2 separate regions of the Homo sapiens genome follow, and region 1 is linked to region 2. A link is a loop called in an ENCODE intact Hi-C map of the cell type or tissue named here. Cell type or tissue: PC-9. All regions are shown on one strand. Each heading gives the region's core, and the rest is flanking DNA. Links, peaks and the distances in the headings are about the cores only.

Region 1 (7,606 bases), core at 991-5,990, 510 kb before region 2:
CCCTACAATAAGATCTCCTTTAACTGTAGAGAGAAGAAAAAGACTTCAATAGAAGCTCAAAGGGGTCTTAGGAGGGAACTCCCTCATTTTTGCAAAGGATCAAGCTGAGGCCTGAATAAAGTACACACTGATATAATACATGTGAAACATACTGGCCACTTACTATGTGTGAGCCACTGAGAAACAATCAGACTATCTTCATATAAACTATAAACAGCTAACATATAAAATCCCACCCTTGTGGATCTTATATTCCACTGCAAAGATTCAGACAAACAAGTAATAACGTTGGGCACTCGCTTGATATAGTTCAGATATTTGTCCCCACTCAAATTTCATGTTGAAATGTAATGTCCAGTGTTGGGGGACAGGGCCTGGCAGGAAGTGTCTGGGTCATAGGGGTGGATCCCTCATGGCTTGGTGCTGTCCTAGCAATCGTGAATGAGAGTTCTTGTGATATCTGGGTGTTTAAAAATTGTGTGGCATCTCCCCTTTTCTCCAACCCCCACCTCCTGACCATGTGAGGTGCCTGCTCCCACCCCTCCCACCTTCTGCCATGAGCAAAAACTCCCAGAGGCTTCCCCAGAAGCTAAGCAGCCATGTTTTGTGTACAGCCTGCAAACTAAGAGCCAATTAAACCTCTTTTCTTTATAAATTACCCAATCTGAGGTATTCCTTAGAGCAATCCAAGAATGGCCTAATATGCCACCATACCACCAATGTGCCTTCCCCTTTGCCGTGGTGGTCACTCTTTGGGACTGTCACACCTCCTGAGCTTTTCTCACAAGCTTTGTTCCATCTGCCTCAACTGCTATTTGTGTCATCCAAGATACAAGTATTCAAAGGCTGCCTGTGACACTGTGCTAGGTACTGGCAGATCAACGGTAAATGGGGCAGAAACAGTCACCACACCCCGAAAGCTCACAGAGCTCACAAATGGGGAAGTGGGTATTATACAATGCTTTTCATAAATGTCCATGATTCAAAGTGCTGAAATGAGTAGAGGGTGCAGCTATGGGCATGTTTAACATGGGCTCCTAACCTAGACATGTCTCCTCGAGGAAATGACACCGAAGCTAAGGCCAAGGTAAGACTCCCCTGACAACAGTGGGATAGCTCCAGACAAAGGCAGCAACTGCAGGAAGAAGGAAAAGAGATTCTCAGAGGTTCTGAAGTCTGTGAACTTGAATAGGGAAACAGTCCCATATTCACTTTCACCAATCTCTTGCTGAAATGTAACATTCCCTTATATTTTGAATATACGCCACACACCAAAAATGTAATTCTGTGTGAGTTTGGTATCAACACAAAAAATTGCAAATACTCTTATACTGATTTACAGTGGTTGCAGATTATCTTGAAATAACATCATTATTTTAAAATTACAATAATTAGACCCACTATGAGGACTTGTTATTCAACAAAGGACAAAGAAACATATTACCATATCACAAATTTGTTCTTTATCATTTTGATGGCTATATTTCAATGTCATGGGTCCCCTCTGTAATCCTGGGTATTTTACTTAAAAAAGTATTTGGAAATATTTTAAGAAGGGGTCACACATTTCACCCGATTGCAAAAGCACTTTTAGGAAAAAGAACCTATGATTAGAGAACAAGGAAAGAAAGGATCAAGAGGGGTTTTTTTGTTTGTTTGTTTGTTTGTGTTTTCTTTTTTTTTGAGATGAGAGTTTCACTCTTGTTGCCCAGGCTGGAGTTCAATGACGCCATCTGGGCTGACCGCAACCTCCGCCTCCCAGGTTCAAGCCTCAGGTTCAAGATTATCCTGCCTCAGCCTCCGGAGTAGCTGGGATTACAGGCGCCTGCCACCACAGCCAGCTAATTTTGTATTTATTATTTTTCTGACAATGGGAAAGAGGCAGCAGTTGTAATATGGATGGCTGTTATTCCTATTACCTTCTATTAAGAGGCGCTTTTTTTTTTTTTGAGATGGAGTCTCGCTCTGTCGCCCAGGCTGGAGTGCAGTGGCATGGTCTCGGCTCACTGCAAGCTCTGCCTCCCGGGTTCACGCCATTCTCCTGCCTCAGCCTCCCAAGTAGCTGGGACTACAGGCGCCTGCCACCACACCCAGCTAATTTTTTTTGTATTTTTATTAGAGACGGGGTTTCACCGTGTTAGCCAGGATGCTCTCGATCTCCTGACCTCGTGATCCGCCCGTCTCGGCCTCCCAAAGTGCTGGGAATACAGGCGTGAGCCACCACGCTCTGCCAGCAAAATTTCAATCGAAACACTGCAATGAGCCGGGCACTGTACCTCATGCCTGTAATCCCAGCACTTTGGGAGGCCAAGGCGGGTGGATCATGAGGTCAGGAGTTCAAGAACAGCCCGGTCAACATGGTGAAACCCCGTCTCTAGTAAAAATACAAAAATTAGCCGGGTGTGGTGGTGGGCACCTGTAATCCCAGCTACTCGGGCGGCTGAGGCAGAGAATCATTTGAATCCGGGAAGCAGAGGTTGCAGTGAGCCGAGATCACACCACTGCACTCCAACTCGGGTGACAAAGTGAGACTTCATCTCAAAAAAAAAAAAAAAGAATTCTTCCAATTATAAAATTAGATTGCTATTCTAACTCACATTCTATTATTGAAGTCTCACATTTTCAAAGAAAGCATTTCTGTTGTTTGTACTTGTTAACTTACTTAGCCACTCACCCAAAGGAGAGTCAAGCAATTGGCTTGTAGATGGCGCTACTGCACTCCAGCCTGGGAGACAGAGTGAGACTCAGGAAACAAACAAACAAGAAAAAGGAAACACTGCACTGAAAGGAAAAACTTCAAACTTCATATAACCAAGTTACAAAGAATAATCCCACTGCTCATAGTTATACATCAGAAATTGCAGGTTGTTGAGTCAACCACTGTCAACCTGCTGCTCTTTCATCAAGTGGGCTTTAAAATACAAGTGTGATACATAATGCATGTTTTATGCCAGCAAAATTCCTTTATACAAGATTCCAAAGGCTCTCCAAATTCTTTTATTGCAAGATGAATTTTTTTAAAAGGATGCATGGCTAGAAATCACACTTACTGTATGCAATGTGGAATGACTTACGAGATGCTGCCTTCTTTTCTAGAATTGTTATCCTCTAACCTCGTTTATTGGGGAACATGTTAGAGAACTAGAAAAGGTCTCAGGAATAAAAAGCAATTTCAAAGTCCACGCATGAAAGCAATGATACCCTCTATCTGGGTTTAACTTTACCTCATGTTATATATATATATATGTATTTTTTTCCTTATTTGTCATTTTTAAGTCATTCTATGACCAGATGTTTAACTTTACTTCACAAAGTAATAACCTAGTTAACTGACTTCCCATATTGTAATTAATTGCATAATGAAAATATACTTAAAGTACACTGACGGCTGGGCGCGGTGGCTCACGCCTGTAATCCCAGCACTTTAGGAGGCCGAGGCAGGCGGATCACCTGAGGTTAGCAGTTGGAGACCAGCCTGGCCAACATGGTAAAACCCAGTCTCTACTAAAACAAACAAACAAAAAATACAAAAATTAGCTGGGCGTGGTGGCAGGTGCCTGTAATCCCAGCTACTCAGGAGGCTGAGGCAAGAGAATCGCTTGAACCCCAGAGGCGGAGGTTGCAGTGAGCCAAGATCGTGCCATTGCACTCCAGTCTGGAGAACAAGAGCAAGACTTCCTTTCAAAAAAAAAAAAAAAAAAAAACCCAGAAAGACTCACATTAATGCAAAAGTTCAATTCAATGCAATTGTTCTGAAATGTTTTCAAAGCAGTTACATCATTTAAAAGAAATTTCATGAATGCTAAATATGTACAACAGATGAGAGCAAGCAGTGACTGCAATCCAGGTGAGGGGCGCAGAGCCAGTTCTTAGGGTGACTCTACCAGACCCAACTAAAGCTGTTTGTTGAAGGGCAAGCTCCTAGCTTTATGTTTGCTGCCTTTCAAAAGTAAACACAATAGCATAATGGATGTTAACTCTTTTTCAACCTTATTTTGTCCTTTCTTATGAAGGATTATAAAACAGCCAGGCACAGTGGCTCACACCTGTAATCCCAGCACTTTGGGAGGCTGAGGTGGGTGGATCACCTGAAGTCAGGAGTTCAAGACCAGCCTCGCCAATATGGTAAAACCCCGTCTCTACTAAAAATACAAAAATTAGCCAAGCGTGTTGGCAGGCGCCTGTAATCCCAGCTACTTGGGAGGCTGAGGCAGGAGAATCGCTGGAACCCGGAATCGCGCCATTACACTCCAGCCTGGGAAACAAGAGCAAGACTTCGTCTCAAAAAAAAAAAAAAAAGGATTATAAAACTAAAAGGGAATTTACCTAGATTTTTATTTAAGTGGATCCTGAGTCTGGGAACTCTGGAGTATAGCCCAGAGCTGTTTCCTATATATCCATGGGATGTATGAAAACATTATTTAACACAGAATACTGATGGACATAACAATCAATGTATGCCAAGACTTGAAAAATTACACCATTTGGGACTTCAACAGGAATAAACCCTAAGACATCCATAATATGTGGCTGAAAGAAGAAATCATTTTTGAGGATTCCAGAGAAGTAAATTCCATATCAATTTAGTGGGTAGGGTGATGGGAGAGTGCAAGCTGGAGGGTGGTGTTTAGCTCAATGGGAGGTAATAAAAAGAAAGATAATTTCTCAGAACATTTTCGTATTCTTGGCGTCACAGAAGCATTCCTAAGCAAAGACATAAAACCCATAAAAGAAAACCAAACTGAACTACAGAAAAATTTAAAACTTCTATGAAAGAAAAAACACTATAAACATACTTAAAGGAGGCTGGATGCAGTGGCTCACGCCTGTAATCCCAGCACTTTGAGAGGCTGAGGCTGGCAGATTATGAGGTCAGGAGATGGAGACCATCCTGGCTAACATGGTGAAACCCCATCTCTACTAAAAATTCAAAAAAAATTAGCCGGGCATGGTGGCAGGCGCCTGTAGTCCCAGCTACTCAGGAAGCTGAGGCAGGAGAATGGCATGAACCCAGGAGGTGGAGCTTGCAGTGAGCCGTGATCGCGCTACTGCACTCCAGCCTGGGCAACAGAGTGACACTCCATCTCAAAAAAAAAAAAAAAAAATACTTAAAGGACAATGGACAGACTAGAAGAAAATATTTGCAACATATTTAATAAATATCAGAATGGCCGGGCACGGTGGCTCACGCCTGTAATCCCAGCACTTTGGGAGGCCCAGGCGGGCGGAGCACAAGGTCGGCAGATCGAGACCGTCCTGGCTAACACGGTGAAATCCCGTCTCTAATAAAAATACAAGAAAATTAGCCGGGCGTAGCTGGTGCATGCCTGTAGTCCCAGCTACTCGGGAGGCTGAGGCAGGAGAATGGCATGAACCCAGGAGGTGGAGCTTGCAGTAAGCCGCGATCACGCTATTGTGCTCCAGCCTGAGCCACAGAGTGAGACTCCATCTCAAAAAAAAAAAAAAAAATACTTAAAGGACAAAGGACAGACTAGGAGACAATATTTGCGACATATTCAATAAATACCAGAACGGCCGGGCGCAGTGGCTCACACCTGTAATCCCAGCACTTTGGGAGGCCAAGGTGGGCAGATCACAAGGTCGGCAGATCGAGACCGTCCTGGCTAACACGGTGAAACCCCGTCTCTAATAAAAATACAAAAAATTAGCCGGGCGTGGTGGCGGGCGCCTGTAGTCCCAGCTACTCGGGAGGCTGAGGCAGGAGAATGGCAAGAACCCGGGAGGCAGAGCTTACAGTGAGCCAAGATCGCGCCACTACACTCCAGCCTGGGCAACAGAGTGAGACTCCGTCTCAAAAAAAATAAAAAAAATAAAAAAATAGATAGATAGATAGATTTCAGGAACATGAAGTGCTCTGACAAAAAGTCATAAGAAAAAGACCAACAATCAGACCGGGCGGGGTGGCTCACGCCTGTAATCCCAGCACTTTGGGAGGCCGAGGTGGACCGATCACTTGAGGTCGGGAGTTCAAAACCAGCCTGACCAACATGGAGAAACCCTGTCTCTACTAAAAATACAAAATTAGCTGAGCATGGTGGCGCATGCCTGTAATCTCAGCTACTTGGGAGGCTGAGGCAGGAGAATAGGAACCCAGGAGGTGGAGGTTGCGGTGAGCTGAGATCTCGCCATTGCACTTCAGCCTGGGCAACAAGAGCGAAACTGAGGAAAGAAAAGAGAAGAGAAGAGGAAGAAAGAGAGGAGAGGGGGAGAGACAAAAGAGAAAGAGAGAAAGACAAAGACAGAGAGAGAAAGAGAGAGAACAAAAGAGAGAGAGAAAGAAACCAACAACCCAATATAATAGTGGATAAAAGTTATGAAGAAAAAAAATATGGACAGCTGACAGACCAACGAAAAAGGCTGAGAACAGAGAAATGCAAATTAAGACAATGATGAGTGATATTTATTAGCAAAAACCAAAGAAGCTGTATAATGCTAAGTGTTGGCAAGAAGGGAGGAAAATAAAGACTCTCATATGCTGTTAGTGGGTGTGTAGATTGGCTGAAGGTTTTCGGAAGGAAAAAATTTCTTCCTACTCTAAAACAGCACATGACAGGCGCTGTGGCTCACGCCTGTAATCTCAGCACTTTGGGATGCCAAGGTGGGCGGATCACCTGAGACCAGGAGTTCAAGACCAGCCTGGGCAACATGGTGAAACCTGGTCTCTACTTAAAATACAGAAATTGGTCGAGCATGATGGTGCACTGCACACCTGTAGTCCCAGCTACCACACAAGAATGGTCTGAACTCGGGAGGCAAAGGTTACAGTTCGCTGAGATCATGCCACTGCACTCCAGCCTTGGCAACTGAGCAAGACTCTGTCTCAAACACACACACACACACACACACACACACACACACACACACAGAGCACATACCCTGGACCCTGCACTTCCAATTCAATCATATGCTAATATTACCATATGTTTGAAAGGTGTATGGACAGAAATGTTTTAAAGCAAACAAAACAGCATGAACAACCTAAAGGTCTACTGAGTGCCTCCTAAATGCCAAGGACTCTTCTAGGAAGAAAGTCATCAGAAGGAAGTGGCTAAATAAACTACAGTACACTAGTCCTATCAGCTACTTGCAGCATGAAATAGAATGGCATGGAAAGATCTTTGAGATATTGTTACGTGAGAAAAAGCTAAATCACAGGCCATAACCTTACATTCCATTTATATAAATAGGCCCCAAGTGAAGTGGGGGGCCCCCCACGCGGGGAACCCATCTGTATGTTTACATAAACATGCATGTATGCAGGTAAATACACAGAAAGGCTAGAAGGATGTGCAAACCACTGATGGCTTACTTTTGAGGAAGGCAGTACAATAGGAGATAAGGGGACTTCAGATTTTGCTCTGAACATTTCTGAAACTGATCTTGAATGTTGTTTGTGAATTCACACATACCACAATGTATTCACGTTCTTTTGCTCTTGGACAAAGTTATTATCTTAATAGCATCACATGAATTAAACTGCAGTAAAGAGTGAGACACAGCCAGTGTGGGTCAAATCCAAAATGACTTCGTAGTTCACCTAGCCAAACCAGTTCCTTATTAGAATAAAAGGGTTGCAACCAGCATG
Region 2 (7,606 bases), core at 1,251-6,250:
TAACCCTCAGATGCAGAAGTCCAGGCCACAGCACACTCTAACCTTTGATTTCTTCAAGGCCCTCCTTTGTTTTCAGGCTTTGCTTTTATTCTCATCCCCACCTCTATTTTTGTCCTCTTTGTAGGTAACCAGTTTAACACGTTTGTTTGTAGTATTTTATTTGCCTGTATTCTTGTAAGATGTATTGTAAACGTGTTTTGCATTTACGAATATGGTACACAAACAACCTCCTTCTGCTTCTCACTTTTTCTGCCCGGCATGTTGTCGTGATGTGTGTTGCTACGTGTGGGGAGGAGGTGGTGTCTTCTCGCTGCTGTATAGTACTCCAGCCTGTGCTCCTCTGCTGTCTCATCTGCTTCTGCAGTGATGAGGCCCTGGACTGCCTCCAACTCCCCATTACACAAGTGCTGCCATGAACATCCTTATACATGTTCCCCTTGACTTATGGGAGAATCCCTAGGAATTAGCGGCATACAGGGATGCCCTGTGTCTCAGGGACAGGATTGCTGGGTCATAGCATACGTCCATCCTTATGTTGGCTGAGTGCTGCCAGATTCTTTCCAGAATGGCTGCCCCAATCTTGTAGGCTGGCAGGAGTTCCTTGTATGTATTCTAGATCGTAGTCCCTTGTCAGTTTTCACATTGCAGATATCTTCTTCCAATATGTTGTTTGTTCGCTTTGTTTATGGTGTCCCTTGCTTTAAAAAAAAATCCTTTGATTTTTTTTCTTTTTTAAAAATGCATGACAGAGATTGATTTGGAATGGCCCTAAATGATCCTTTGATTATGAGCAAAACCAGGGAGCTTTTTACCTTAACTAACATAAATTTTGCTATGTTTCGAGACATAGGCATAGATAGCATTGCACACAGGTGGACCTTAGCATGCCTGAATGAGTTAATCAGTAGAGTTTAAATGCAGAGAAATCTTTAAGTATTAATCTTAAAACTATCTAAATGTCAGTCTGTTTTGGAGATAGGGTTACAAGTGTTGTAAATAGGAAGTCATGCACATTTTTGATAAGCCCTGTAAATCATCAAAACAAAATAAAAGAAAGGAATACTCTTGAGAAAGCATTTGTCACCCTGGGGCTCAGGGGCCAGGTCTCAGAAAGGCTGAGAGAAAGAGCCATATTGGTTTTCCCTTGGGCAGGCCTCTGCTTACACTGTTTGTGAGAATTCAGAAGCAACCTCCTTGGTAGTTCCTATTGGCTCTGTGTATTTGATCTTGGCCAGCAGGTAGCCTGTTAGAGTTAGCAAAGCTTCCAAGGATTGTATTTTTTAAAAAATATAATATCTTGATATGTGTCAAGAGCATGTCTTAGTTCATTTTCTGTTGCTATCACAGAATGCTTGAGACTGTGTAATTTCTAAAGCAAAGAGGTTTATTTCTTACAGTCCTAGAGTCTGGGAAGTCCAAGATTGGGAGGTCTCATGATCCAATCATCTCTTAAAGTCCCCGCCTCTTAATACTGTTACATTGAGGATTAAGTTTCAATATGAGTTTCAGAGAAGACAAACATTCAAACCATAGCAAGGCCTTTATGATCCAGTCCCAATAACAATTTAATTCAATCCTTCCAGGCCCTCCTTCCTTCTGTTTGATGGAAAGCCACATCAAATCCTATATTGCAGTTCCCCTTAGCGTGCCACCTGTGTGCCCAGGCTGGTGTCTCTGCCTGGAAGGAACATCCACTTCATGGACTTTTCCCCATGCTCAAGGCCCAGCTTAAGCTGCATCTCATCTATGAAACTCCATACCCTTCCCCTTGTGCCATCCACATGCTACTACTGTATCAAGTACACAGCTCAATTAGTGCAGATACTGCAAGGTATTGCAGTTATTATACATCTGGCTGCCCCAGTTCCACTTAACTTTGAGCTTCTTGAGGGAGGAATAGGGTCGTGTTCACTATGCGGCACCAATAGACCCTCACACATACACAGAGACCCAGTAATTCTCTCCAACGTGAGAGAAATCTGTTTTCTTGCCCATTAAAGATTACCATCTGTTAACCTTGATCCTCAGGCTTTTAAAATACCAACTAACTAATCTGATGAGTGAATTCATGCTATTGTGTTACGGGTTTAGTGTGTAAAATCTTCTACATGATATTTACGTCTTAAAAGAAAATTTTTGAAAACAGAGGACAGGACTCATTAATATAGAAGAATGACTATAACAATGGAATTTATAAATAGCAACACATTGACTAGGAAGGGTAGGGGATGTTTGGGGGTAGGCAGTTCTTTCAATGCCGTAAAAATTACCCCACCTCTACAAAATATCGATATTTAGGGATGCATTGAGTTTGTACACAGAGTTAGTCTTTTCCTCCAAGTTTCTCAATAACAGAAGTAGATAAATATATAGCACATGAAATCTTTGAGTACCTATGAGTCAAATTTAATCATGACAACAACACACTGACACTTGTCCCTGAATAAGATGTGTTTGATGATACGTTTTGTTGCTAGAAATTTGCTGCTGGAGGAGGTAGAAATAATGTAGGAGGCATAGGAATGTTTCTCTTCAAGATGAAGATTTACTTCTTAGGATTCTCAGTGGGGATTTTCTTTCCTGGCTTTTCTTTTTCATTCCTGAACATCAGCGGAAAGGTCCTTAATCCATGAATGCGGACGTCAGCTGGACAGGTCAGCCCTAGAGACAGGATGCTCCATTGGGCACGTAGGCAGCACTCTCTCTCCATCTCCCTTTTCTATCTGTTTTTGTATTATTCTCCTTTCTTCTCTTAGCTGGATGACTTTATCTGCCCCTCAGTCTATCTGATAGAAAACACACACCTTAGTGTCTACCTCTTGCTATTCCAAAGTCCTGGGGTCTGGAATTTGAGATTCTCACTGGTCTGGCACGCGTCTGGTGCTCACTCTGGTCCCAGTCAACATGGCTCGGAGTATGGGGCCGTGTTGAACAGGCATGGCTACCGGGAGCTCCCTGTGACCAAGGCAGGAGTGGAAGGGAGCTCTGGAAAGAAGACCTGTGCACGCACTGTCACCAGCGTCCACTATGACAGCAACCTTTATATGCGAAAAGGTTTTCTGGGCACTCGCCAGATCATTTTTGAGAAATACCCATTTCTCTTTCAGCCCAATACTCCAAAGAGGAGAAAGAAATGGACACAACTTGGAACATGTTATGATAGGAGTCCCTGTTCTGTTATAGCACACTTGTCTTGGTATCACAATATACCTACATATGTGTGTACCTGTACAGAATTGCATATTGTCAGAGACTGTAGTGCAAACATATATCCTCTTGGGAATCCAGCATATGAGCTTCCCAATACACACCCTACACAAAAATCTCCCAAGGAAAGCAAATAATTTCAAGTTTTAGGAAAGAGCAGCGATTTGTTATGATAATAGCGTTCAACAAGTATAGCATTCTAGATTCAAAGGAAATGCCTTGTGGAAAAAAAAAAAGTGCTAAAATGGCTTGATTGGGGTTTTAATGAGAGTTTGTTTCTCCTCTACTCCACCCTTCATTCTCTCCCACCCCCAGTTATTTTCTCCAGCAAGCCAGTCAAGAGCCCTGTGCTGGGAACACTGAGAGAATGTTAACAATTCAACTCTACCAATTAATTGCCGCAACTTTCTCCATCCTGCTCAGCAGGGTCTCTCTTGCAGGCTGCTGAAAACCTAACAATGCACTTTACCGTTGTGAATGCGTAATGATGTGTTCATCAGGGGGCTTAAAAACCCTTGGGGCTACAATATCCACTTCTCGGCACCCATTATAGAGGCTAGAGTATGTCTTACGTGACAGTAAAATGTGAAGCAGGAATGCCGTCTTTAAAGAGAAAAGGCAACACCCAGGAGATACAGGAATCGCACAGTCATGCTGACTTAAAATACACATGTAAACACTCACTGTGCCCCTGGTGTCCTGTCCATAAATAAAATGGCTTGCTCAAGAAACCAGGTTTGAAGTGGAGGTTTGCCGTCACTCCCCAGATCTGTATGGAAGTGTCAGAAGTGGAGTCAGCTAGTTAGTTCACCCCAATAGGTACTGAGAGCTATTAAGTCTGTACCACTGTGTCGGGAGAGACCAGGAGGAATCGAGCAGGTATGAGTCTTTCTTTTTTTCTTTTTTTTTTTTTTTTTTAGACGGAATTTTGCCCTTGTTGCCCAGGCTGGAGTGCAGTGGCACGATCTCGGCTCACCGCAACCTCCGCCTCCAGGTTCAAGTGATTCCCCTGCCTCAGCCTTCTGAGTAGCTGGGATTACAGGCATGCACCGCCATGCCCGGCTAATTTTGTATTTTTAGTAGAGATGGGGTTTCTCCATGTTGGTCAGGCTGGTCTCGAACTCCCGACCTCAGGTGATCCACCTGCCTCGGCCTCCCAAAGTGCTGGGATTACAGGCGTGAGCCGCTGCGCCTGGCCCAGGTACGGGTCTTTCATATGGAGCTTCTAGTCAGTTATTGGTGACAAAGTGCAGAGGTAAAGGGTGAACAGATTTAGGGGAAGACAGAAGCCTGAGGATAATTAAGTACCAAATTAGTATCACTAATAGTGAGTGCTGCTTTTAGTCGCAGTTCAGTATAAAGGAGGAAGGAAAGAGGAGAGAATTGGATTTTCTTGTCTGTTTTTGCCTAATTGGGTATGATGGATGTGTTTGCCCAGGAACACCACACAGAGATTTAGGGAAGAAAGTGATAAATTCTGTTGTGAAAACAGGGACATAGAAAGGGCCCTGAAGGAGTTGGTTTTTAAAATCCAGCTGAATGTCACTGTAAATTTTACAGTTTGATGTTGTGTTTCTAACAGTGGTTCTCAATCAGGAATGGTTTTGAATATTGCAGGTTAGGTGGGAATCACTGATTGAAGGAAGGGGAAAGGCAGGGAGAAAAGTTCCAATAGAAGGCACAGGACACAAAATAGTTACAAATGAATGGGGGAGTAATGTCTTCTGCAAGTGAAATGTTCTCCAGGTTTAGAGTGATCTCATTTTACAGGCAAATGCCTGGGAATTTGATAAGACTGTCAACAATCCACTTCCCCTACAACTAAACCTCATTTTGATAACTCGGACTGTGCAGTGGTTTGTACTCCCACCACCAGCTCTCTAAACCCAACGAAATGTATCTACAGGACAGGTAGTCTTTTTTTAGGTTGATCTTGGACTGGCACGGAGAAAGAAAGGTTTGGATCACTGCTGTGGTTTGAATGTCCCTGTCAAAACTCTTGTTGAAATTTAGTTGTCAATGTAACATTATTGGGAGGTGAGGTCTCTAAGAGGTGATTCGCTCATGAGGGCTCTGTCTTCATCAGTGGGTTGGTGCAGGTATCATAAGACTGGGTTAGTTATTGTGGGAGTGGCTCCCGAGAAAAGGATGAGCTTGGCCTGATTTCCTCTCTCCCATCTCATATGCTTGTTCATCATGTGATGCTTTTCACAATAGAATGATCCCTACCAGATGTCAGCACCATGCTCTTGGACTTACCAGTCTTAAGAACTCTGAGAAATAAATCTATTTTCTTTGTAAATTATGCAGTTTGTGGTATATTTTTATAGCAGCAGAAAATGGACTAAGACAATCACAAGTTTCAATTGTGATCCAAGGGTCAGGAAAGGGATTCTGGTAGGATAAACTGTCCTTGCTTCTTCACACTCACCCTATCTATTCAAAGACTCTGGCATCTATACAAAACAAACCAGAAAAAAACTTAATGAGAGCTGGAGATGGCAGAAAGAGAGTCACTTATAGCTAGTGTGATGACTGTCACAGGTTGTATCAGGCCCAGGAAAGAGTAAACAGCTCCGTCATACTATCATGCCACAGCTCATGAAGGGGGATGGTCAAAGTCACAGAGACTCTAGGGATATTCTTTCTTCACATGAGATTACATTGTGGTGTTTCCAAGGGAAATTAATGCTTGACTTGGCAAGGTGTTCTTTGCAATTTCCAAATAAACCAGTTGGGAGTTAGCCAGAGTGCTCTTAGAGTAAATTAAGATATTAAATTGGAATTGGGCACCCAATGTTGTTTTCATTTACAGAACTGGAGCTCATCCCTACTCTGCTCATGCCTCAAACCTCCACTCAGTCCCACCAAAGTTGAGGCATTTGTAAGAAGCAAGTGGGAATCCAAGGTGCAGAACTCCTTTCCTGGTTAAGAGGGGTGGAATTTGCAGAGGGAAGGAGAGGGTACTCCATGCACTGAGACTTAGTAAAAAGGACTATGGAATAAAAGGGGGGAAATCGAAGTGAGAGTGAGAAATATGAATGAAGGAGTTGGTTTTTAAAATCCAGCTGAATGTCACTGTAAATTTTACAGTTTGATGTTATGTTTCTAACCTAACGGTTCTCAATCAGGAATGGTTTTATGTTGTTGTTTTGTTTTGTTTTTGTGTTTGTTTTTGAGACGGAGTCTCACTCTTGTTGCCCAGGCTGGAGTGCAATGGCGTGATCTTGCTCATTGCAACTTCTGCCTCCCAGGTTCAAGCGATTCTCCTGCCTCAGCCTCCCGAGTAGCTGGGATTACAGGCATGCACCACCATGCCTGGCTAATTTTTTGTATTTTTAGTAGAGATGGGGGTTTCTCCATGTTGGTCAGGCTGGTTTCGAACTCACGACCTCAGGTGATCCGCCTGTCTCGGCCTCCGAAAGTGCTGGGATTACAGCCGTGAGTCACCGCGCCCGGCCAGGAATGGTTTTAAACATTGAAGGTTAGGTGGGGATCACTGACTGAAGGAAGGGGAAAGGCAGGGAGAAAAGTCAACTTTTCTTCTCCTGGCAGAGCTCAGCTCAGGAAGACCTTCTTCTCTTGTTAGCGGGAAGGAATAATTAACTTAGACAAAATGAAAATTTCAGTTCCTGCTCTGCCATACTGCTCTTTTTACAATAAAATTATCCAGAATATATAATAAAAAATAACTTCCCTAATAGTAACAAAAACTATATAATATTTAGGAATTTCTTTGATCAAGATTATATCGGACTTCTCTGGAAAAATATTTTAAAACTTTTATAGGAGGCATAGAACATGATATCAATAAATATTGTGTCCTTGGATGAATAATTCAATGTTATAAAGATTGCAGCTCTTCCCAAATTAGTTTATCATCTCAATGCACTCTCAAATCAAAATTCTAGTTGGATTTTTTTTCCCCAAGAACTACAGAAATTTTGGAAGGAATAAAGATTGACAAATAGGTAAGTCAATTTTCTGTTTGTTTGTTTTGAAACGGAGTTTCGCTTTTGTTGCCCAGGCTGGAATGCAATGGCGTGATCTTGGCTCACCGCAACCTCCGCCTCCCGGGTTCAAGCGATTCTCTTGCCTAAACCTCTTGAGTAGCTGGGATTACAGGCATGCGCCACCACGCCTGGCTAATTTTTGTGTTTTTAGTAGAGACGGGGTTTCTCCATGTTGGTCAAGGCAGGTCTCGAACTCCCGACCTCAGGTGATCCGCCCGCCTCGGCCTCCCAAAGTGCTGGGATTACAGGCGTGAGCCACTGCGCCCGGTTGGTAAGTCAATTTTAAAAAGAAAACAAAAATAAAAGGGGAATTTATCGAGATATTAAAACTTGCAACAAAGCCATAGTAATACAAATCATATGCATTAACATATATATAGACCAAT

The links. Hi-C counts contacts between places; a loop is a spot of excess contacts. Peaks named below come from ENCODE experiments on the same cell type or tissue, not always from the same donor. Only the 100,000 strongest peaks of a DNase experiment are listed, where the experiment ranks them.
Region 1: it touches region 2 in a loop (5-fold over the local background); 1 of 110 quality-filtered maps calls a loop at or near these places.

The regions. Positions count from the first base shown.
Region 1 is chr6:15,281,205-15,288,810 of GRCh38, reverse strand. The region is part of intron 1 of JARID2 (jumonji and AT-rich interaction domain containing 2); the gene reads right to left. Among named protein-coding and RNA genes, the nearest start is that of JARID2-AS1, 36 kb to the right of the region's middle. RefSeq lists enhancers at 946-995, 1,016-1,065, 7,258-7,606. In PC-9, for the core only: no CTCF peak of the experiment used is centred there; DNase peaks (open chromatin) are centred at 3,880 and 5,410; H3K4me3 peaks cover 931 bases; H3K27ac peaks cover 3,236 bases.
Region 2 is chr6:14,773,911-14,781,516 of GRCh38, reverse strand. No RefSeq gene overlaps it. Among named protein-coding and RNA genes, the nearest start is that of JARID2-DT, 470 kb to the left of the region's middle. In PC-9, for the core only: no CTCF peak of the experiment used is centred there; a DNase peak (open chromatin) is centred at 3,826; H3K27ac peaks cover 1,305 bases.